Regions from separate parts of the Mus musculus genome. Here all the other regions are linked to region 6. The links are chromatin loops, found by intact Hi-C in ENCODE. Cell type or tissue: heart. All regions are shown on one strand.

Region 1 (4,000 bases), 69 kb after region 6:
GACAGGCAAGTATGTATGAGGGCAGCCAGGTAAGGAGAGACAGAGGCTGGCTGTGATCATGGGAGGAGTGGATGGCTAACATTCTCCAGCTGCTCACAGGAGGCCATGAAAGGGCCTCCGGGAGAGGTGTGCCTGCCACAGAGCACAGAAGGATGGGGGAGATCTTTGGCAATAAGTGATGTGTGGTTGCTGGCTATTGCTGGGGACACTCTCATGTCTTCTGTGACTGGAACCATCACTTCAAGTATAATAAAGCATCAAGGATTATCCAGTGCAGGATGCTAACTGGTTTAGGTTCCCTGAGCTTCTGACTGAGTCCACAGAGTTTCCATGTCTGTCAAGTTCCCAGAGGTCACTGGAAAATGGCCAGGCCAGCACTCAGAAGCTCTAGCAGGGGATCCTGAAGCTTCTTGCTTTAAATTCTTCTAGGGTATCCCGAGGGATGTATATGAATGTGGTTTTCATACTGTATCCACCAAAAGAAACACTTGGACCCTCTTAGAAGTGGAGGGCGGGGAAGTTACTGAGACTCCATCTCAGCACCCCTCTCACCAGACAGAAGGGAAGAAGTGAAAGACGTGCTCCTTTGGTTTCTAGTCCTCTATGGGTTGAACTGCAGTCCCCTAAAAGAAAAGGTGAATTCCTAACTTCTGGTGTTCATGTACGATGGCTGATTTGGATATAAGCTCTTTATGGGTGGAATCAAGCTAGGATGGAATCTGACAGGCTCGCAGCATCTGCAGAAGCCAAAGGAAGCAGACATTAAGGCGGATGACATGGGGAAGAAGGGACATTGCCACCAGCCAAGGAACAGCAGGGCTTAGGAGTAGTCACAAGAAGTAGGAAGGGGAGGACTCTAGTGGCCTTTTTAGAGATGTGACCTCTCGGGAACCATGACTTGAGACTTCAGAATTTGAGTATTTTGAGAAAAGCCTTTCTGAGTCTGGAACCATCTGTTTTAGTGTAGTCAGAGTAAACTGGTATACACGGTCTCGGGGGCCTCTCTGTGTTGTGCTCTTTTGTTTGGGTGACTCTTTTGTTTGGGTCTCATGCTATGCTGTCTTTGAAGGGAGATGCTCTGGTTCTATATCTGTCAGCGCAGCTCTGGGTCACGCATCTGTGGAACCTTTTTACCAGGACAGTTGACTCCGTTGGGGCCAGGAATGCAGGAGCATGAGGGGGGCACAGGAGCAAGGTTGGAGTGACAGGGTCTCCTCTTGGTAGTGTGAGAAAACCTTCTTAGAGGACAGGTAGTCCTCTTAAGTCCTGTGGAGAAGCACAGGAATCTCATAGCCCTGGGAGTGCGCCAGAGGAAAGTGCTAGGTGATTAAGATTTGGAGTTGAAGCCCTGCCCCCCCCGCCCCCCCCCGGGGGGCATGAAGGAGTGTGGGTACAGGTAGCTGAAAGAAGCAGGCTGAAGGGTTAGGAATGACAAGACCTGAAAACTGCCCTAGGTGGCTCTGTATATTACAGGCTTCTTTCTTATTAGTGTTTCCCTGGACTCAGCATGCCAGCTGACCACCAGGAGTGCTTATTTGAAGTTCAAGTTCCCAGGTCCCTATAGCTCTGATGAGTGATAATCCAAAAGGAAGGGACCCCTCTGGAAGCTGCCCTGTCATAAACTCCACAGGCAGAGTGTTGTTGTCCAGTCAGTGTAAAAACCGCACTGCAGATGCTTCTCAGTCGTGGAAAACAAAAATAGAAATAAAACAGACAAACACATGCCAGCAACATCACCACCAACAAAAAGTCTCCCTTTCTAGATAAACCTAGGGAAGACAGAAAGGAGTAGATCAAGAAATACAGAGATCTCAAAAGCGTTTTGGCTAGCTCTCCTTTAAATCGTCTTGCTCAGGACCTCTGCTCCATAGGACACCTTGGGGCAGGGGGAGCTTACTGGACAGGTCTTCCCTCCCTCGTCCTGACCCTGGTGCCATCGGACTGGAATCAGCGGCCTGTTGCAGCTCTGCCACCTACTGGCTGCAGGAGGAGATGCAAGATTCAGCGGGGATGCCACAGGGGTTTAAAGAGCAGCTTCAGAAAACCACAAATGAACAGGCACGTGGGTGTACGCATGCATGCACACATTCGTAGCCATTTATATACTAAACATGCACATCTACACACCTCCCTAGCCAGGCCCCTCCCCCCAGTCTTGTGCAGCCTGCAGCAGCAGCTGGGGTTATCTGTTATAGTGAGCACAGATGTATTAGATTTCTGTCTTAAGAGACAGATGAGATGGGAGAGAGAAGAGAGAGGGAAAGCCAAGTTCATGATGATGACTAGATGCTTTAAAAGGTTCCTTCCTCCTTCCTATTTTCTGGGATGGGGAGACCAAGAAGCAAAGGTGTTAGTGGGAGCTGTGGAGCTCCTCCCTCTGTGAGATAGGAGGAGAGTGGGTCTAGAACCTTGACTCCCAGCCCCAGGGAGAGGAGCACTGATCTTCCTTCCATCGAGCCCCCAATAGCCAAAACAACAGAGCACAGAATAATTAGACATCTCTCCCCCTGAAGCTCTGGATTTGGAGCACTATTGCTTTTTATCCCCCTCCCACCCCCCGCGTGCCTTAGTTCCCCTGTAGTGAGTAGGGTTACCAAAGGGTCAAGCTCACTGTGACCCCCTCGGGTGCTCTGAATTCTGGGCAGGCATGTTGGCCTGTTTGATTAGAACGGCTGCCAGTTCCCCAGGGGCTATTCTGCCCTCCCCGCCTACCTGCCTTCCTTGCACACACCTGCAAGCCCACTTGTTGTATGTAGATGAACTTCTGACATTGCCCTGCCTCTGTCTATGACCTCATGTCACAACCAATCAGGATTGAGTTTCATTGACCGAGTTACCCCAGTCTGGAGGGAAAACAGATCACAGTCTTTCCCAGGAGTCAGATTCTCCTACTCTGAGAGATTGCTTGCTGGCATGCAAACTCAGCTGCCTGGCTCCTACCCCTCCCCACGCCCTGCCTGCTCTCTCTGGCTCTTCACTCCCCGACTTTGGCTTTCTTCCCTATCCCCTTTTGAAGCAGCTTGGATGATTGGTTGCAACCTGAGCCAGCTAAGGAAAGGGACCAACTAGGAGGGTCTCCGAAGCTGGTGTTCAGACAATGTGGCACTATCCTTTGCTTGTGGGGCCCCACTGTGTTCTCACCACTCTCATCTTGGCCACTGTGGCTCAGCAAGAGTTATCGAGTGAGTATTGGATACCACAGAATGTAAGCAATCAGGAAAGACTTGGTATATCCAAACTTGCTTAATTCACACAAAGACCAGTAAAGCCAACCCAATTCAATTCCATTCAACCCGACTTAATTCAACCTAATCTAACCCAACCTAACTTAGTCTACTCCAGTCCAATTGAAGCCAGTTCAGTCTCTTCCAGTACAGTACATTTAACCCAATGCAGCCTAATTAAATATAACACGACACAATAGTATATACCTAGGTCTGAGAAATGGTAAGATTTATAGCACCTCATTTGTTCATGCAAATTTTTCATTGATCCAAAGGGGGAGGCGGAGGACTAAAGAGTGGGTTTTCTGTGATAAGTCTCTAATGCTTTACTTGTGAACCTGTTGAAAGGAAAATGAATGTCCAGGCCACATGGTAATGGCAGTAGGCTTAGTGCACGAGACCTGGCGGCGAGCTGCAGTGGTAACAGGGGTTTGTACAGTCATTTCACATCCAGTTTTTTGTCACGCATCTGCTAGAAGGCTGGTACCTAAGGACTCTTTATAAAGCTGGCTCACCCCAAGGCTCTAAGGGCCACCTATGTGCTCTACATGAAAACCCTCTTCAAAGTTGGAGGTGTGAAACCACTGTTGAGTAAATGCTCTAGAGAGAAGTTTTAAATCTGTGTTTTAAAATCTTACTAGATTGTGAGAGTTCAGGGCCTCTACTCCCCACCACCATTCCATCAGGGGAGAGGGAAATTAAAATAAGAAACCTACCATTTTCCAGAAGCCTAAATTGATTAATTCAGTTTCTGTTGAGAACGGGAAGGTACTCCG
Region 2 (4,000 bases), 110 kb before region 6:
ACTGAGTGGCTATGAGTATAGAAACATTTGCAAGTGTCAGTGCCTGGGCTGTGTTGGATATAGACACTGTGGGAGCTGGTGAGGCATCTTTAGGTGTTTGGGGATGGAAGCATCCTCCAACTTTGCTTTCTGAGCCTTTCTTTTCCTGTGTCCTGTTCATCTCTAATCCAAATGGAAAAAGGACCTAATAATGAAGGCAGTAGAACCTATACAATGCTCAGAAGATCTCATTGAGAGCCTAGGCATAAGAGAGCTAGAAAGATATGGCTGGGGTCTTAGGTTGTGCTGGGACTCAAGGAGTCTAACCTGAGGCCAATTTGTTAGGAAGGCATCTAGGAGGGTTAACCAATTTGATTTAATTTGTATTTCTGTAGCTTCTCACCACTGATCCTGGCTCTGGCCCCCTTTGTAGCCTACTTCAAAGGGTCTCTGCAAATCTCTGCTTATAGAGCACACACCTCTAAGGCTATGGGACCGAGAATCTACCTTTTCTGTCTTATGCTAGGACTCTGTGATGGCCAGCCTTTCCCACAGAAACTTGACAGTTCTAATATGAAATAGACAGCCCACTTTGGGGAGGACATTGTTGCGAGCTAAGGGTCTGTGTCCTTCATGAGTCTAGGGGTTGTCCTAGACGTGGCTCCCTACATTCTTCTCCCTCTTTAGTTTGCTGAGTTCCCTTATAGAGCCCTAGCCTCTGGCTCCAAGTAAGTCAAGGAGTAGAGAAAACATCTTAAATCCTGGGAATGTTTTAGGCAACTAGGCAACAGACTGGCCAAGATCAAGGAAAGACCTCAGTCTCCAGGAATGTGAAAGGGAAGTGGATCACTACACCCTGTAGATGGGACAAAGGTTGTAGTCAAGGGAGTGTCTATCACTCCATTTCCTGAAGTCTGAGTTTGAAACCAGCTGAGAAGCACCCGGCAGGACCAGTCTAGGGCTGATAGTGGGAAGCAGACACAGAGTGGATACAGACCACTTCCTCTTCTCTGTGAGTTTTGACCTCAGAGTGACCTTCTGCTAGGAAAAAAAAAAACCCAAAACCAAAAAACCCAAACCCAACCCAACCCAACCCAACCCAAACCAAACAAACAACAAACAAGTGGGTCCATGGGGCAGGGACTCTTACTTTGAATCATCACCAGTCACCTATCAGGCCCTCATACTGGGGGTAGACGGTGAGGACCACCACAGCTTTGCATAGCCCTGCCCTGCCAGTGTGCAATGTGCTTCATGCCCCTCTTTCATTGTTCCCAGAGTCCTACAGAGCAACAGAATAGTCAGGCTCCAATCCCCAAGGGCATAGAGGGACAGAGAGTCAAGCACTGAGGTTAGTATTATGTAATTAATGCTAAGTATGTTCTACAGTCTAGAGCATACTGTGTGTCTGAATCTCAAGCCCACTACTTCTCCCATAGCATGTCTCAGTGCAAGGCCAGTAGAACTTGTCTGGGTTGGCAAGGTTCCTGTGCAAGGACCATCTAGGAATGTGTGGTCCTAGACACTGAGTATTGGGTACAAATGGGACTCTCCAAGTTAATGCAGTCTGCAAACTTCTCCCAAGATTCCAGAGGCCTTTCTGGAAGAACTATGGCTGGGCCAAGCTCCCATATGACTTGAAGGTTTACCCACTGGCCTTACCAGTTCCATGGGGGTCCCAGAGGTACAAGAACAAGCTTCATTTTCACTTTCTGCCCAACAGCATACACCGTTGATATGAAGGAGGACTCCATCCCTACATGCTGTGTGATTCAACTGATTCCCAGACACAGCAGGTAGTCCTAGGAAGTAGGCAGGGTTATCCCCTTGCACTCATGCTGGCCTTGTGTCCCAGCATAGCTGGTCACTCAGGTTTGCCTGGCGCCTGAGATCCTGAACCCCGTGAAAACGAGCATCCGGAATAGCCAGGCAGCTGTCCCAGGCCAGCCTCAGCCGGTCTGCTTGTGCTGTTTTCGTTTCTCTGTCAGCAGGAAGCTGGACTCTGACTACATGGGTTTGTTTCCTGTTATGGTGAGAGGCAAGGGTTCCTCTCTTTGCTTGGCACTCACACTCCCTTGGTCCAGGAACTCCTCCTCTTCCACACCCTGCCCCCCTTCTCATTCCAACCAATCTTGTCAACACTACAAACCACTAAACAAGTTCGTGAAATAGGTACACATTGCAAGCCCTCACTCCTTGTAAGCCCTTTGAGTACACAATTTCCTTATTTAAACTTCAAATGCCAGTGGTAAGGCAACCCCAAGACAGAAGTTCCCTCCCTGCCCACCCCCATGTCTCCCCACAATGTAGCTCCAGTACTAGGCATCCAGGTCTAAAGGCATTCTTGGTCAGGAGGAATTGCAGTAGAAGTCCCATCTGGATCTTTTGAGGTCATGTGATGATGGCCAAGTCCTGGGGGATGAGCTAGATCTGGTGGGAGGAAGTCCAAGGTTGGCGTATGGTGTTCTCCCAAGATGCCACTTGGGAGGCCAGCAGGTCAGTGTGTGTGTGTGTATTGGGGGGGGGGGACCCAAGAATCACACAAATTTTAAAACAGACACATTCAAGAGACTCAGTCTATAAGTTTCTGAGCTATGACTTAAGGACATGGATCCTCACCCTGCTGAGACATTACTTTGCAGGTTCGGCACAATGTCATGCACACTGGTAAATATGCCCGCATGTGCACACAACTTCCGTGTGTCCATCTCCCCTCTTGTTGCTTCTCCTTGTCTTGCTCTAAACCACTATCTTCATGTTTCATCACCTCTGTTTTATCTTTGTGGCTTCTTTCCTCTCCTGCTCACACAGGACCCTCAGCCATGAACACGGTGATATTTCTCTCTCATACGTATACAAGTGTGTATGTGTATTTGTACACATGAGACTCATTCAGTGGGCATAGCACAGACTGAAATGGGATGTTGGACATCTTATCCATCAACACATGAATGTACCTCACCAATCACCCCAGATGTAGAGTTCCCTTTAATTCATTTCATCTACACAGGGTGGTATCTTGGCAAGGATGCTGGCCAGGGAGTCCTGACCTTTGGGCCTCAGCCAGCACCTGCTCATGAACTATCAAAAGGCCAGTAAACAGTTCCCCTTCTGCTCTAATTTTATGCTAAGGAAGGAGTTGGTGAGACAGTATATATTCCATAAAAAGCAAAAAAGAAACACACCGATGTTATTAGAAAGTAAGGGAAGGCCCTTAGAACCCCTTGATGAATGCAAATGATCCCAACCCCACCCTGCACCCCCACTTCTGGTTATACTGTCCCCGTGGTTTATTGATGGATTTACACCATCATTATCTTCTTTGGAGAGGTTTGGACTGTATATAACTGAGGTTGCATTCGGTGTCTTAGTCCCTAGGATGTGCTTGTTTGCTGGCCTGTCTTCCTTTCTCTATGCACACGTGATGGGGGCTCAGACACTGTGCCAGGAAAAGACATCTTTTAAGCTACACTCTTTGCTTTGCCTCTCCAGTGTCCTTTAATTTTGTAAGGCTGAAGGGAATGATCACACATCCACACACTGGCAACTGCTCTCATTTCGTTAACAAAGTTAGAGAAGGAAGAGACAACCAAGGGCACTTTCCTCATTCTATCTGTCCATTTAGGTCCTTCTCCCTAGTGAGTCTGGCCCCCTATGCTGTCCACAGACACACATCGGCATCCCTGAGAGCAAAGAAAACCAGTATCGTTCTCCGTGTCATTACTATGTCTCTGTCAGTGTTCCAAAATATAATGGGATCTGTTCTCCTGATTTATCCTGCATGCAGGCGACATTACCCAGACACACAGGCCGGAGGAGCAAGAGAGGAAGATACACGGCAACATGAGTGGAGCTAATAAAATTTATCCCCACTAACAAGGGAATGACCTACCCCATAATTCAGCCTGGTGAGCAGGGCCACTGCTTCCCTGTACCCGCCAGGAAACACACAAACTTAATCATCGTGGCAATCCTCACCTCAATTATAGTTCGAATGGTGGCTGTGGCTGCCTGCCTTAAA
Region 3 (4,000 bases), 82 kb before region 6:
TCGCTGAATGCCATGCCACTGCCTCCCGATTCTAAGGCACTTAGCTCTGTCTAAGCATCTGCTTGGGTCTGTATCTGCAGCTGGCCATGCATCTGAACTGTTTATAGTCAAACCTGGGTGTTGTGGAAATCGTGTGACAGCTGGAAAATCTCAACTTTGTTTGTGGCTACACCTCAGGTTTGAGACAAATTGATTACATACATGTTCCAACTTTCTCCTCTTGTATGATAAAGCCATCGATTGTTATTTGTTTAGCTTGTGTGTGCACACGTGTGTAGGTGTGTGTGTGTGTGTGTGTGTGTGTGTGTGTGTGTGTGTGTCAAGGCCTGTGGAGGATGTCAGTTGTCTTGCTCCCTACTTTATTCCTTTGAGACAGGGTCTTTTACTGGTGTTCACTGGCCTTCTGGTCAAGCTAACTGGCACGTGAGCCCACAGATCATATTGGAGCTACAGAGGTTCATAGTCCATGCCCAGTTTTTTAACATGGCTGCTGGGAATCTGAACCCACGTCCTCCTGCTTGCATGCCATGCACTCTTCACTACTCCCCAGACCCTGTAGACTGTTTGTTTGCTTTTTATACAGCAGGAGAAAATATAAAAGAGGATAGCAAATATCTCTGACTTTCTTTGTATGGTATAGCTCTAAGGAGCAACTTCAACCTTCAGGGATATGAACAGCCGTGTGAATTGGGGTGAGGTAGGACAGCAGAGTGTAGGAAATCCTCAGAGGTCAGCATAACCAGGGGACAATCAGAAGCTCCAAATAGATGCCTTAGCCAGCCCTTATGGGGCTGGGTGGGAGTGGGAGTGGTGTGTGTGTGTGTGTGTGTGTATCCTAGGGAAGAAGAGGCCATGTGACTCAGCTGAGCAGCCCTCTGGGTCCCTGTGGCAGGGAGGCATTGTTCCTGGAACCAATGACCTGGGAGAAGGAGACAGGCAGAGCTCAGGAAGCTGAGACTCTGGACTCCCTCCTCCACTTCCCATAGCCCGGAAACAAGGCCCTAGATTTATAAGTTTATGCTTAATTAAGAGAACAGAAAAAAAAATATCATTTTGACTTTTAAGAATAAATGTAGAACAATCCAGACTAATTTTAATTCTCCCTCTAAAGCGTCAAGACCCCAGGTGGTGTGACCTTGACACAGTACTGGCCTTTTCCTCTGTGCCTTACCCTGTGCCTTACCCTGTGGGACCTTCTGCTGGCTAACTGTCTGCACTATCGTTCATCCTGGCTCTGTATCTTACCACCTTTCTTTGAAGCTTTGAACTCTTCACCTGCAAAAGTGCTGTCCACCCTACTCTCTTGCCTGTGACACTCTCCTCTCTTTTGTAACATCGCTCACATTGCCCCCCGGCAGAAGGACTTAGACCTTGGTGATCACCCCAACTTCTCAGTGTGTTTTGATTTCTCTGACAGCCCCTCAATTATGTGTCCTGGGTGATTCCCAGGAATGGCATTGATCAAACCGAAGGCCTTTGTTCTTGGGAATTGATTTCCTCTAATGTGACTGAAACTGACATGGGGTGGCCCTGGTGTGTTGAGATGTGAGCCTGGCCTTTCTTAGGTGACAACATCTATTTCTCATCACTTCCCATCCCCTTTAATAGCATAATATGCATTGCACTTTAGGGTGGGACCTACCTCCTAGAAATAGCTGCTTATTTTGTCCTTTTTTGCAAGTGTCAAGTCCATTCTCTTGAGTGACTTTCATGCCATCCTCCCTCCATCAGAAAGGTTTGTGGTTGCAGAGGTTGGAGCCAAGAAACCTTACTCCAGCTGAAGAACTGTCCTGGCACCATGACCCAGTGGTTGGAACCCTCGTAAATGTTTTACTCCAGGATCTGCAAACCGAAAGCCTCACTGTGACACATACTAAGAAACCTTGGGGGAACTGGTCAGCAAGTCACCAGCAGGGCAAGCCAGAAAGGGAAGCTTATCTCAGTGGAAGAACTTGAAAGTTTGCAGTTGTGACAAGTTTCCATTCTTTTCTGTAAAGGACAAGGGAGATTGTCCTCTTTGTTGGGCTTATATTATTGGCAGGAGGCAGAGCAATGGGCTCCAGCCACTTCTGCCTTCTGCCCACTGTTGTATCTATAAATACTCCACCACATAATATCCTGATGGGGTAGGGAGGGACTTGCTGGGACATGGGCCATATCTCTACAGTGAGAATGCTTGGCACTGCTTGTTCTTCATCCAGATCTTAGCAGTTCTGATCATCTGTGGACTTGCTGTGAGCCTTCAGCTTCATTGCCCAGGTCTGGGAGACCCTGGGAAGTTCAGGGTGTCCATGTCTCAGCTCCTTCAGCCTGCCACCTGCTGGCCACACTCTGGCCACTGCTCCTCATGGGCTTAGTGTCCCTCTAAGGGGAACTTTTTGCCTGCCACCTATGTTGTAGGGGCCAGTAGTGTCTGTCACTTCTCAGCTTGTCCAAGTGATGTTTCCCTGAGCACTCTGAGGCCCTGAGGCTGCTCTGCAAGATGAGATCATTGGTGCTAAATTTATCTCTGCTGACAGCCCGGAACTGGGTTCCAGGGCCCCTGCCTGGCTTGGGAGGTAGTCAGCCAGGAGGGGGATGGGTAGGTCTGCGGAATGATCTGCCCTAGCTTTTGCTGTGATCACTGTTGTCTGGTGAGAGGAGCTTTCTTTCTTCCTTAGACAATTCTTCCCGCTGTCTTTTGATCCTACGGGGTTCTCTGTATCAAGCGTTTGCTTTTCTACTCATAGCAGATCTTGGCAGCTTACAGGGTCAGTCTGAAGCTTAGGTAAGATGATACAGAAGATATTGAAAACAAAACAACACCACCACCACAATAAAACAAAAACAAGGGCAGGTTTGAGGAACCCTTTAGAGATGGGTATTTCATGTTTGGAACAATTGACCAGGATAAACATTAAAACTAACAAGCAAGAGTCAGTGAGGAAAATATTTCTGAGCAAGGCAAGATCTGGCTTTGTGCTTACAAAGACCTTTCTGTAGTCCAAGAAAAAGAAATGAAAATATGGAAAAAATTTGTTAAAAGCAAGTATGAGGGAAGGGAAGGGAATCTTAGGGGTGTGTGTGGGGGGGGAAGAGAAATGCCAGGTTGACTCCGACTGACCTCTTGGGAGATAGCAGAGGGGCTTAAAGCTAACAACTTCCTTGAGTTTCCTACTAAGCACAGGTGCTGAGAAACCCATGCCCACACACGTGGCTTTGATGCTTGGCTTATCAGACAAGGTTCGAAATGCTGCAGGTATGTCCTGCTGGGTGGTTTAAGATGGCACAGTATGTTTAAGAGTCTGGAAAATAAACAAGCAAGCAAATAACAAGGTAGGGAGTGCTGTACAAGGTGAGCCAGCACACATACGTCCTGCTTTGCTCTCCTTTGAATGCAGTCACTGGGAGCCTAACGCAGGAAGGGTAATCGGGTGGGTGACTGGGATCAGAGGGTGAGAGTTCTGCTCCCCCTGCCCCTCCCTCCATTTTGGCAAATACTTTAGAGTTCCAGGAGTTAGTAACAAGAGCTGGTGGGTCCTTGAACAAACCAGACCCCCAAGAACTCAAAGGGAAGATAGAGCTCTGCTCCCTGCCAGGGGGCTGAATGAGAGCTAACTTCTAGGTCATCCCTAGGGGTTCCAACAGAGGCAGAAGAGCTTTTCTGCTGGAAATCTCAAGTCAGTAGCCCCTTCAGGGGAGCCCAAGGACAAGGAGAGGGTGGGACCTGCCTCACCATGGACCAGCAATATGCTAGGTTCCTACTGCTGTGAATACATTTCAGGGGCTTGCTGAGTTAAGGCCAATGCTATTGTCTTACTGCCTAGAGGTCAGAATGCCACACAGGTGTCACTGGGCTAAAACTAAGGTGCTAGCAGGGCTTCCTTTCTACCTAGAGGCTCTTGAGGGCAATCTGTTTCCTGGCCTGCAACTGCTGGTAGAGGCCCTCACATTCCTTGGCCAGTGCTGTCCTGCTCCATCCCTAAAGCCAACAGCATTGCGCCTCTCCTACTTTCTTCCA
Region 4 (4,000 bases), 190 kb before region 6:
AAAGACTTGCTTGGATGATTGGCTGAGAAGGGCTTAGAGTAAGTTCTTACTTCCTCTCCCTTTGAGCATTTTCACATAAGTCCCCTACAGCCAACTGACAATCGGATCTCCTGTATCCTTTAGTGAAGTGCATTATTTAAGCAGCCTGGTGGGTTTTCTGTGGGGCTTTTAGGCTGTCACTTCTGGGGTGAGCCTGTTATGAAGGTGTCATGTGCCAATTTCAGGAGACTCTTCTGAGTGAGTTTAGGCCCTGGTGAGGCAAGCCTTACTAAGACCTGTGGGGACAGCTTCCTTTGATTTTGCATGAGTGTCTCTGAGGCGTCATGTCAGACAGACACTTGGCCCCGGGGCTCCCTTAGTTCTGGAAGGAGGATGTCAAAGCAGCAGCAACATGGAGTTATTGTTCTGTGTTTCTCTGGGCTTGTGAAACTAACTTGATATTGTGTGCTTATCTTGGGTCTGGGATCCAGCGTTTCAGAGAAGAGAGGAGCCAGATCAATGTATTACAGGGAGCTAATAAGATAACCCTTGCTGTCTTCTGGGCCATGCGATGCTCAGCAGACAACCAGAGCCTAACAGGGCTCCATGCTGTCTCCTGGAACACCCTGTAACTAGAGAAATGTCTGGCTGGCTGGCTTCTTCATGCTTACACTTGATTCATTGTGTCCTTCTGGTGGGAGCACTTTCAACAAGGTCCTGGGTGGTAAGTCCAACCCGACCCAAGTGTGCTACCTGCCCGGAAGCTTGTCCAACTTGTCACCTCGAAAGTCTACCGAGGGTATAACTTTGATGTTTGTGAAAACATTACCCCTATAAGAAGGGGAAGGAATTTATACCACTGTCAACCTTTTCCTAGTAAGCAGATTCTGAGAGGTTTTGGTGGGAGGGACAGTTATGCGCAGGAAGTGACTGAGGTTGAAGAAAGTGTCATGGGAGAGTGGGTCAGGAACCCCAAACCATAAGCTCCTGGAGAGGTCTTTCTTTGATGAATGGCTAGTCTTACTGAACTTGGCTGACAGAGCCATTTCCTTGAACTTAGCATGCAGAGTTGGGTAGACAAATAGGTGGGCATCCTTTTGAAAATTGTTTTATTTTTATTTATTTATTTTGGTCGTTGGGCTCATTAACTGGAGGGGGTCTTTGTAGAGATATTCTAGATAGTGCAGCCTCACCTATTTCCCTGCCTGCCAGATGCTCTCTCAATTTAAGCAACCTCTGGATTTCTTCCTTTGGGCTTCTGAAACTATTCTGATGTTGGCAATGTCTGGGTTATGTTTAGGACATGGCCCAGGACCTAGGGCTTCAGAGACAGTGAAGCAAGGTCAGCCTCTGGACAGATCAGGTTACCTAACAAGCTCTGTGGCATTGGCCATTCATTTCTGTCCTAGGACTAGAAGAAACCTTGGGTTTGGGCATCCTCTAGTGCTCTGTGTAGGATTACCTTGGTTGGTGGGGCTGGACAGGGATTCTAGGTTAGGAATGGATGTATGTTTGGCTGGTGTCTGTTAGGAACACCCAGAAGTGCCTCTGACCGCCTGCACCACATGCCTGCTTGGGAGTATGCCCCGATCCAAGTGCACTTGGTGGCACCATATATGCACCACTCTGCCCTGTGTCTCCACCGCCAGGGTGACTCGAGGAAGCCAAGAAGACCCAGGGGGTGTCTGCAAACGTCCACACTGGGGAAGAGCAGGCGGGCCAGTGGCGGCAGCGTGCGGGGAAGCGCCCCCTGCCCCCTCTGCCGGCCGCTCTACCTTGGTCTAGATGTCAGTCGCGAGCTCCGAGCCAGCTAGCGAGCCAGAGAGGGAGCGGCGGCGGCGGCGGCAGCGGCGGCGGCGGCGGCGGGCCGCGGGCGGCGGGGAGGGGAGGAGGCGAGGAGAGGGAGGGAGGAAGGGAAGCAGGGAGGGCGGGAGGGAGGAGAGGAGGACCCAGAGAGCGCCAGGCAGCTGGAGTTTTTGCAGCGCTTGGCCGGGCTTCAATGCACAGCAGCAGCGAGCCGCGGCGGCAGCAGGCAGCCCGGGAGCTCCGGCGGCGGCCGAGCCAGCGGCGGCCCCGCTCCCTGCCCCCTGCAAACTTTGCGAGCAGCCCGCCCGGGGGGCCGGGGACGCGCCTGGGAGGCTCGGCTTGGACTACGGCCGCGCTCTTGGCCGCCGCAGCGCTAGCCGCCGCCGTCGCTGCTACCACCGCAGCTCCGCGCCTCCCCGGGGAGCTGCCGGCGGCTTCCGAGGCCCCCCAGCCCCGGCCCCTGGGCACTGCCCGGCTAGTCCCCGGCCAGGGTTGGGGGCGACAGCGGCGCAGCCAGCCCCGGGCTGCCAGGGGGTGGCCGTCACTGCCCAGGGAGGCGCGCAGAGGATCGGAGAGCGCTCCCCGGCGGGTCCCCAACGTACTCGCCGCCGCGCCCGGGCAGCGGCCCGACCCGGCTAGCATGGGCGGCGCGGAGTGACGCCGCCGTGCCCGCTTGGCATCAAGGACATTCAGCCCGCGGGGGTGGGGACGAAGGGGGGCAGCCCCGCGTCGCCGCCGCAGCCCCTGAGAGCCACCGCTGTCGCTGCTTGGGCTCCGGGGCTGGATGGAAGCTAGGGGTGCTTGGAATTGATCTTCATTTCCTGACCTTTTTGTTGGACATTACGCCCACCTTGGACGCTGCAAGAGGAGCTGTCAAGCCCGGCAGGCTCTGATTTGGCCCCCTCCGTTTTTCTCTGCTGCTCGTGGCTTCCCCGTGCCTCGGTGGAGTATTTGCGTTCGGGGCTGGGGCTGGAGGAGGCAGCCACACGCGCGCACACGCACACGTTCAGAGGAGGGCGAGAGGCAGCGGTACAGGCACCATCTGCAGTGTCAATGCGGCGCTGGGGCTGAAGGAGGGAAACGCCGCGCTTCCAGGTAAGGAGCCGCCGGCCGGGCACAGGGCCAGCTGGGCAGAGCGGGCGGAGGTGGCGAGTCCGGTCCCGGAGTCCTCGCCTGCTCTGAGGCAGCCCACTACACACACACACGCACACACACACACACACACACACACACACACACACACACGCAAAACACAAATCGCGTGCGCGCACACACACATACTCACACACAGGCACACACTGCGCTCACGCACCTGCCCACGTCCCACCTGGACACCCGCGTAGGTGCATCGCAGCCGGAGCAGGGATTTCCCGTGTTCTTCTCCTCTCCGGACCTAGACTTCTCTTCCCCAGGACTTTCAGGGTGGGATTCAGTAAATGACTGACTCTCCTATCCAGCCTGGTAGGATGAGGGAACGATTTTGCTGTTTCTAGCTCCTTTCATTTCCTAACTGGTTTTTATAAGACAGGAGAAGTCATGGGAGGTCTTATGAGACCCGCCCAGTGCAATTGTGCCCCTTAGCTTTTTGGACACCCGGAGATTTTTTGCTTTTAAATAGGAGAAAGGCAGAGAGATATTTAAAGGGCAGAGAACTGGAGATCTTGGTGATCCGGTGCCTGGGAGGAGGCCACATAGGCAACTGGGGCTGCAGTTCTGTAGGGCGGCGCATATGGAACAGACTCTGCGATTCCCCAGTAAAGGCAGCACACACGCCTTTCCGAAGCGTGGCACTGCTTCCCCGGAATGCGCCGGGATTTCAGTCAGGGAGGGGCTTTAACATCAAAGCTAGAGGAGTGTTCCTTGTCTAGGGAGGATGCTGCGGTCCTTTAAGGAGGATCAGACCTTATTCATGTTGCCAGTCACCGGTAGACAACAAGGAGACAGGGCTTAAGGGACACATGTTTGCGGCCAACCCCTCACTTCCTTATCCTTCTGTGTGTATGTGAGGCAACTCCCCCCTGCGCCTTTAGTTAACACCTGTCACATGTCTTTTGGGGTGTGTGTCTGAGAAGTAGGAGGGAGAGTAGAGATGGATTTAGACTAATGGAGAAAGGACTGTGAAGACGATATCCACTTTATAAGGTATTTGGTCTATTAGTGTATTCTAGGTACCTTAGGCTACTAGTGTAACCCAGAGTCTAGATCCTCTGAATGC
Region 5 (4,000 bases), 63 kb before region 6:
GACATCACCTCTCAGAATATGCTTTCTTTTGCCATCAGCAAGGTTGAGGGAGGTAATGTGTGTGGAGTTCCCGGGATATGTCCTGGCACATAGTAGGCATACTAAGCATCCTTGATTTTTCAAGGATCAACATCCTTGCTTTCTTCTGCCATCAGATAGGTTGAGTGAGGCAATGTGTGCAAAGTTCCCAAGACATGCCCTAACACATAGTAGGTACACTAAGCACCCCTGACTTCCAATTGCAGTATTGGTGACTTCTATAGTATACAGCATACAATATATGGTGAGGTTATAATAAACACATGGAGCTCAGTTGGCCACTGGATAAGCGAGTATCTGCTGTCCACACCAGGGAGCCAAGACTGGGGTTCTGTTCAGCACGTGGAAAAACCCTAATTCTATTTCCAAAGTAACCATGAACTCAGATGCAGATTCTGCTTACAGCAGACAGCATTGCCGGAGAGCAGTGAAAGTCAAGCCTAGCCTCAGCCTAACCTCAAGGATGAACTTCAAGCACCGTGGTAGGCACAAGACGGACTAGGAAGCTGGAGTTCCTGTACCTTGCAGGCTTTTTCCTTTTTCTTTTCAGGATATGAGTGAGACTCCTTCAGAGGCCTCGTCTCTTCCATATCACTAGATTTGCTAATGCAGTTCCTGAGTAAAAGGAGCTAAGGTAGGGCCTGAGTGGTCAGCATTCTAGCAAGCTCCTGGGGGTTACTGCTGGTCCAGGGACCATGTGTGGGACTCCTCCTGGACCACACTGTTCGTCCTAGCTTAGGCTTCCTGTCACCTTGTGTTTCCAGTCTCTCTGAACCTCCTGCTCTACAGTTCTGATATGAATGCTTTCCTTACATCCTTTGCTGAAATTTCTTTATCTTATACCTTCTTTGCATCTGCATCTGTGGATGAGAAGTTGTTTCTTTAGCCCATTACCCATCATTCTCCTTTTCAGTCTTCCTCATCATTTCTGAGCTCCTAGCTAAGCAGAAAAGGATAAGGCGATACCCAGCTCCCTAACTGGTGTTTGTGGTGACCCTAATTAGGAAAAAGGCAGATGCAAAAGCAGAATCATTCCCACTGCCCACCTCATCTTTGGAAGCCCCACGTGTCTCTATCCCAATATGTATCCATTCCCTAGTCCCAATTCCCTAATCACTTTGCCAGAGTAAATAATTGCTGGTGTGTGGTGACCCAAGGTCATCACCAATGGAGGAATGTAATTAGGACCTTCATTTCCGACCATCTTGGGAGCCTCCTTGCAGCTGATACTTGTTTCTCTGACCCTTGCATCGATGCTCATGTCTCCTGGCCCCTTCCCCTTCCCAGCCGAGAAAACTTGGACTGGAATAGAGTTGCTCATAGGCAGATAGCAGGTCTGCCTTTCTTTGCTTCTTTCTCTATGGGCATGATTGGTAGGACTCCATGGAGCTAGAACCTTGGCCCTCACCTGGCATGCAGTGCTCTGTGCATGTGGCTGTTCTCCAGGAACCATTTCAGGGAGGATCTGAGATTAGAAACTATCTCTACTGTGCCTTTTTAAGCATTTCCCTCTCTCCCTCCAACCCACCGTGGCTACCATTGGATTTTTCCTGTGTCAGAATATTTCACTTCCTTTCCTTCTTGCTTATATGTGCTTGGTAGAGGTGGGCATGTTTGAAGCTCCCTGTGTGGGAAAGGCCTGAAAAAACTTGAAAAGCATCGTAGAGGACGGGACACAAATGCAGGAGGCAGGTGGTTGGCCTTTCATTCCTTGCTCTTCCATCTCGCCATGCTGGTCTGATTCTTCTTGCTCAATGCACAGTGCCAGAATGCCTTGCTGTGGAAGATGATGACAGATAAACATTTTCGAGTTCTTTTGGAAATGGTCCCGTGGTCAGAGCAGGGGAGGAAAAGCATCTTCTTGCCTTCGTTCTGACTCCCATGGAGAAGCCAGATCCGAACTAAAAATAGAACAGAGAAAAGGCTGAGACCCTCTTGAGTGTCCTCCCAGTGTTCCCTTCTGGAATGGGAGGGGCTTGGTGGGGAAGGAAGTGTGATGTCATGCTTCGGTTTCTGATGCTCTGAGTTTCCTTTTAGGAAGAATGTGCACACGGAGGATAAAGGAAACAGCAGTTTGTTAATTTACGGAAGAGGGAGATCATTGGCTCTATCTCCAGGAAAGTACTTCCAACCAATAAACACACAACTTGTACAGCTCTGCCTCTGCGGTGTCTGACATGCCCAGTCTGTTCCAGGCTGCCGATGCAGTGTCAGAGCCTGGTTATGCTCGGTCACGTGAAGTCTCACTGGGCCCACAGACCAGCCACTTGCCTTCTTCTCCTAGACAGACTCTCCAAGGCAGAGACATTTTGTCACCTGCCCAGTCCACCAGGCACATCAAAGCACAGACATCAATTAAAAAAAAAAAAAAGCACATCTCCCCACCCCCACTCCCTTGTCATAAGAAAACAATGTAAGAAGCTCTAAAGATTCCACGTGGGAATAGACTTTTCTGTTTTTAAATACGCATTTTTTTTCTGTGTGTTCTTTAGCTCCTGGATTTTTCTGGGGACTGCATTCATCATCCCCGTCATCGTCTGGCTCCCAAATGCCTTCTGCGTTGCTCAGCACATGGGTTCTTGTTGGTGAAAGTGCTGATGGATACCACCATAGCTGTCCATGGTAATACAGGGAACACAGGAGTGTAGGGGGTGGGAGAGAGAGAGAGAGAGAGAGAGAGAGAGAGAGAGAGAGAGAGAGAATGAATACATATGCATACAGGTGGAGAATCCAGCTAGCCCAGAGTCATTCCCCAGCCAAGGATACCTGAGGCCTCAGCTGTAGAGAGTGAGCCTGACTTGGAGAGAGCAGGGCTGGCCAGATCTAGTCTCTCCATTTCCTTTGAGACATGGTCTCCTGTGGGGTGGAAGAACCCATCTCAGGTTTTAAATGTGTACGGTAGCAAGTAGGATCTTCGAACTCATACATTCCATACCTCACAGGCTAAGATATAAAGGCAAGGTGACCTAAAAGTGTCGGTATTCTTTCTGGAGGTTTCTAAACCTTGAGTGATTGGGTGAGTTTGAAACAATTAACCTCTGCTGGTATCCTGAGTGGTGAAAACAGAGACATAGCAACTGCTCTATATAGCTGAGCCTCTGGGCCACTAACTTGCCCAGAGCACTCCAGGTCAATGTAGAATACAGATCTTACTCAAGGATATGCAAAAACTAGTCTCGAATTCCTAAGAAAGAGCTAATGAGACCCACCACGGGCAGGGGGAGCTTTTGAGGGATGGTAAGGCTTTGATTCTATAGCAGGTTGAGAAGATTCTTTTGCTTCGAGAATGCTGGAGTGTTCACCTGATTCAGGCATGGTAGGGTTCTGGTCTTGGTGCCCCACCCCTATCCCAGTTTTATTTGAACTGAATGACTGGAGATGGGGAGGAAAAGGAGACAAAGGAAATGAGAGTCATTGCTGCTGCCGAGGCAGTAATGGAATTAACGGACCCTTTGAGCTCCCCATTAACAACAGAACTCATGTTTCAGAATCATTTATGGTCTAGGCTTTCTGATGCAGCCTGAGATAACATCTGCCTCTGTGGGAAGACTTGTCTGCAGGTGGGAACATTCTCCATCCTTTGGGAACCATGTGGTATGGATTCCTAGAAAACAAGGAGAGACTGGGGCTTTGTTGTTGTCTCTCAGTTTTAGGAAGACAAACACTAAGTAATGACAGCAAGGAACAGAAAAGGCCACATAGTTCCAGAGCTACATTCCAGCCCCATACCTTTAACAACTTCCTGTGTAAGCCTGAATGCACTCAGCTTCTGTGGATAGTTTGCTGATCTGTATGTAGAGGGACCCAAATGACAGTCATCATCTTCCTGGATGGGAGAAAAATCTGAGAGATAACAAGCAGGAGTTGGTACCCAAGAGGAATGGAGAGGATGGTGTCTTATTAGAGGCAACAGCATTGTCAGAAAACTTTGCTCTGTGTCCAAGCCCTGGAGGAACTGCAC
Region 6 (4,000 bases):
TAAACACTGCTTTTCTCATTTTGGTCTCAGGCAGAGAAACAGACTGACTGGATGACTTGGGAATGGTGATCACTGAAGACCCCAGTTTCAAGGGTTACCCCGTATCAAAGAATTAATATTGGAGAATGGGAAGAATCTCCTATTGGGGATTAGTTACTGATGTCAGTGTCATACTTATATGATGCTCAGAGAATTCAGGGGTGGCTCAGGCCACCATGACTGTCTTCTCACTCCTGTACAGGTTGGCTTTATTAAGGAAATACTAACCTGCCACTCAGCGGAAATTGATTGAAACAAGTCTGCAGTCCGAGGCAGAGGCAGTGGCATGTAGAAAGATGGAAGGGCAGAGAGGACCCTGGGAGCATCCAGCCTCTTTGGATCTATGCTGGAGACAGACTAGGATATGGAGAGCCTTAAATGGCCCAAACAGATTAGGGGAGAAGTTACAGCTGACTGTGCATAGCCTAGTGACTGGTAACCAACTCCTTGAATAACATTCAGCTGGCCAATAGAGGTGATGTAAATAAATAGACTACTGTCTCCACTCAGGCCAGCCCTTTCAGTTACTGCATCAAGTCGCCCCCCATTCCTTGACCTCAGATCATATCACCCTATGAAATGCTCCTTATCCTCACAGCAGCTCTGAACCATCTGTCACCCCTCACTCTTACTCTTCTGGCTCACTGTTGATCTAGCCTGTATGGCATTCCTTGTCTGGAAGCTTCTAAGCCACAGTATCATCCGGCCATGGTGGGGGTCTCCATCTTCCACATTTTCTCTGCTTTGTTTCTGCTCAGTTACCGAATATCCATAAAAGAGTTCATCTTTACACCTGCCTTCTACTCCAACATAGTTAATATGCTTTTGTATATGTGTATATGTATGTGTATATGTGTATATGCATATGCATGTGCTCTTGTGTGTGCAGGTGTATATGCACATATGTATATGTGTTGTGTGGAGGCCTGAAGACCACTTCATATGTTGTTCCTCTGAAACTATCTACCTTGTTCATTCACTTTTTTTTATCTCTCCCTCTTTGCCCTGCTCTCCATCTCCAGAGTCTCCTATTGGCCTGGTAGTTGCCAAGTAGGTCAGGCTGGCTGCCAGCAACCCACAGCGATCTGCTTGTCTCCACTTCCCCAATGCTGGGATTATAAGCATATGCCACCATGCCTGGCTTTATGTCACATGTGTCCTAGGGTTCAAGCCTTATCTTTTAAAGAGGAGCTCTTTGCCGACGGAGCCATTCCTTTAGCCCCTCTGCTAAGATGCTTTAACACAAAGTACCTTTTTTACTCAAAGACATCTCTAAGTTGAGTGTGAAAAAACCTTTTGTAGTGCATTAAACAATGAGCCTGCTCAATTCCACCATATCTCAAATGGTGGGTATCATACTCAAAACTACTCGGTGGGGGGTGTGCTTTTCGAGAATGCAAAATTCTCACTAAGTAGGTCTTGGGTGACACATGAGATTGGGCATTTCTAATGCGCTCCGAAGCTCTGGGTACTTGAACCATATACTGAGTCTAGACTAGACCGAAGTATGGTCTGTGAACAATGTGTTAATGGTCTGTTCAGGGCAGATATCAGAGGGTGAAGACTTGGAAATGCACACAGCACTTCGATATTGTTCGGGATCAGGGGGTATGCCCAATGAATTTGCATGCTGTCATTTGCTATTTTATTTTTTCTAGTCATTTGCTTGGTATTTGACAAATGTATCCTTCTACGAAAGACTGGAAAATTTTCACCAAATGGCTCTCTACCACAGAAAGTTTGAGAAGCCTCGGGTTAGAGAATACCTCTGAGACTTTCAGATGTTCTGAGCTCCCGGACAAAAGTACCCTGTCTAGGGCAACATATCCTGGAGACGGTAATCCCTGCTAAGGATTTCCAGCAAGGTTTTTGGCATCATCCCATCTCCCCCTGTTTTCCACGCTCAGTTCAGTGTTTCCTTTTCTGAGGCAGAATTCCAGTGATCTCAGACAAAGGTTAAGCTTATCAGGAGGGCTGTGCCAGGAAATGCCAGGAGACTGGGTGCCAGGTCACCTGTGTGCAAAGCCCTGAGGTGCCATCCCAAACCTGGGCAGCTCACTCTCTCCCTTCCCAGCGGGCTCTCCTTCTACTGTGGCAACCATCTGCCCCACTTCTGAGAGAGAGAAAAAACAGGCTGAAAAACAGGCCCAGAGAAGGCTTCCTGCCCCACTGGCTGGAAGGGGAGGGCTGGGTTAATGAAGCCAAGTGCAGTTATGAGGGGAACCGGGCCAGCTGGAGCTCTCCCAGGCTTGACCTGCAGTCCTTTGGCAGGACCCGGGCTGCTGGGGGAGTGGCTAGAGACAAAAACATAGTCTGGTTTTCTCTCAGCAGAGGAGGTCTTTGTTGCTCTTGGACTACTGTGAGCTGTCAGGCATACTGGCCAGCCCTGGTGGGATGACCCCGGGGAGTGAGGACTGGCAGGACTGGCGGGTCTTCTTTCAAACTTGCCTTCTTCCTCCCATTCTCCAGCCTTGATGTCTGGTCCTGAGTGGAAGAGCTGATAGACCCTTCTAATATTTAGTCATTCAGCCAGCCAGTCAGTCAGTCAGCCAGTCAGTCAGTCAGTCAGTCAGTCAGTCAGCCAGTCAGTCAGTCAGTCAGTCAGTTGTTGGTCAATCATCTAGGCTTTTTGTTTGTTTGCTTGCTTTGTTTTGTTTTTTGAGACTGAGTCTCACTAAATAGCCCAGGCTGCTCTTAAACTCACAATCCTTTCTCCATCTTCCCAAGTGCTGAGATTGCTGTTGTACACCACTGTGCCCAGCTTTCATTGCCTGTCAATAGACGGGGTTCTTTTTGCCTTTCTCTTCTGAGCTTCAGGGAATCCCCTACATAGAGCCGCTTCATGGATGATCTCACAATCTTTACTAAATGTTAATTAAAGTACAATCACTCAGAGAGCAAAGGGATCAGTGGTGAATAACTATGCTCCAAATGATCTCACATCATTTGCAGATCAACCACTCCAGCATTCAAAACTGATATGATGTTGATCAGGCCCAGGTTTAGTTGAGGGGTTAGATTTTGATGTGTGCTTATGATTTATTGGATGATCCTACACTGCTTCATCCTTCAGTTTGTGTAATTTGTGAGTGAGGTATCATGTTGGTCACAGGAGGATGTGCCATTGAGAAACTCGTGTGTGTGTGTGTACACATGGGTGTGCATCTGTGTACGTTCATGCTTTCCCCCTTTTATATAAAAAGAGATTCTACATATGGTGGTGCTTCTAGTGTTTTTTTCCAGTGAAGAAGATGAACGTTGCTAGCTTGTGGTTACAACCAGACAAAGGAAAGGTGATTGGACTAACTGGGGGTGGTGTTCTGCTGTACTAGGCAAGAACACATGTAAAATTGGTGTCAGCATGAGTGTCTGCCCGCCCAGCTCTAGAGGCTGGTATAGCTGTGAGCCTCCTGTTCCCTCTGGCTATTTAGAACTCAGGTCACTACCCAGCTTTACTAAACCAGTTCCTGGGGTTAGGTGTGATGCACAGACCCAGGGTCATATGCTAAGCTCTCTGATTGACTCAGGATCTGGCCCATGGCAGTGACCTCATTAACCAGGGACTCACAACATTGTGTGAAGCTCAACTTCAGCATACACATTTCCTGAAAAGGGAAAGCAAGGGAGTTAGGGGTTTTGAGGATACTTCTGTGTGCTATGCCCCATGTCTGCTAAGATACTTGAAGGCATCTTTTCTTGGCCTGGTACTAACCTCGCCCTGCCCTTCCCTTCAGAGGCAGGTAGCCCCAGGTTCCACTCACCAACAGTTTCTCTGTGGGTCTGTCTCCAACTGTCACCTCCATGGAGAAGTCAAACTTCATGAACTTACTGTGGTATTGACCTTGGATGTTGAAACTGGAACCGACAAGCCAGCGTCGTCCCCAGCGTGATCCAGGCTTGCATCATGATCATGTCTGAGTCCGTGGGAAGGGGGAAGGATTCTGTCGCTGTCTCTCTGCTT

What was found. Hi-C counts contacts between places; a loop is a spot of excess contacts. Peaks named below come from ENCODE experiments on the same cell type or tissue, not always from the same donor. Only the 100,000 strongest peaks of a DNase experiment are listed, where the experiment ranks them.
Region 1: it touches region 6 in a loop (6-fold over the local background); 5 of 42 quality-filtered maps call a loop at or near these places.
Region 2: it touches region 6 in a loop (2.2-fold over the local background); 2 of 42 quality-filtered maps call a loop at or near these places.
Region 3: a loop joins it to region 6, with 6 times the contacts of the local background. A loop is called at or near these places in 5 of 42 quality-filtered maps.
Region 4: a loop joins it to region 6, with 8 times the contacts of the local background. A loop is called at or near these places in 5 of 42 quality-filtered maps.
Region 5: it touches region 6 in a loop (3-fold over the local background); 5 of 42 quality-filtered maps call a loop at or near these places.

What each region holds. Positions count from the first base shown.
Region 1 is chr6:32,326,264-32,330,263 of GRCm38, reverse strand. The region is part of intron 3 of Plxna4 (plexin A4); the gene reads left to right. Among named protein-coding and RNA genes, the nearest start is that of Plxna4os1, 180 kb to the left of the region's middle. In heart, a CTCF peak has its summit at 1,978 (motif pointing left); a DNase peak (open chromatin) is centred at 1,983; H3K27ac peaks cover 1,339 bases.
Region 2 is chr6:32,509,087-32,513,086 of GRCm38, reverse strand. The region is part of intron 2 of Plxna4 (plexin A4); the gene reads left to right. It overlaps Plxna4os1 (plexin A4, opposite strand 1), which reads right to left and starts at 1,946. Exons shown (of 2, transcript NR_040277.1): 1 at 1,642-1,946. In heart, no CTCF peak of the experiment used is centred here; DNase peaks (open chromatin) are centred at 886, 1,886 and 2,396; H3K27ac peaks cover 1,906 bases.
Region 3 is chr6:32,477,824-32,481,823 of GRCm38, reverse strand. The region is part of intron 3 of Plxna4 (plexin A4); the gene reads left to right. Among named protein-coding and RNA genes, the nearest start is that of Plxna4os1, 31 kb to the left of the region's middle. In heart, a CTCF peak has its summit at 2,322 (motif pointing left); DNase peaks (open chromatin) are centred at 873 and 2,453; H3K4me3 peaks cover 448 bases; H3K27ac peaks cover 4,000 bases.
Region 4 is chr6:32,586,184-32,590,183 of GRCm38, reverse strand. It overlaps Plxna4 (plexin A4), which reads left to right and starts at 1,992. Exons shown (of 32, transcript NM_175750.3): 1 at 1,992-2,880. In heart, CTCF peaks have their summits at 1,688 and 3,567; DNase peaks (open chromatin) are centred at 1,893, 2,843 and 3,663; H3K4me3 peaks cover 2,631 bases; H3K27ac peaks cover 2,546 bases.
Region 5 is chr6:32,458,729-32,462,728 of GRCm38, reverse strand. All of the region lies in intron 3 of Plxna4 (plexin A4), which reads left to right. Among named protein-coding and RNA genes, the nearest start is that of Plxna4os1, 50 kb to the left of the region's middle. In heart, no CTCF peak of the experiment used is centred here; a DNase peak (open chromatin) is centred at 2,128; H3K27ac peaks cover 1,829 bases.
Region 6 is chr6:32,395,556-32,399,555 of GRCm38, reverse strand. The region is part of intron 3 of Plxna4 (plexin A4); the gene reads left to right. Among named protein-coding and RNA genes, the nearest start is that of Plxna4os1, 110 kb to the left of the region's middle. In heart, a CTCF peak has its summit at 2,270; a DNase peak (open chromatin) is centred at 2,265; H3K27ac peaks cover 787 bases.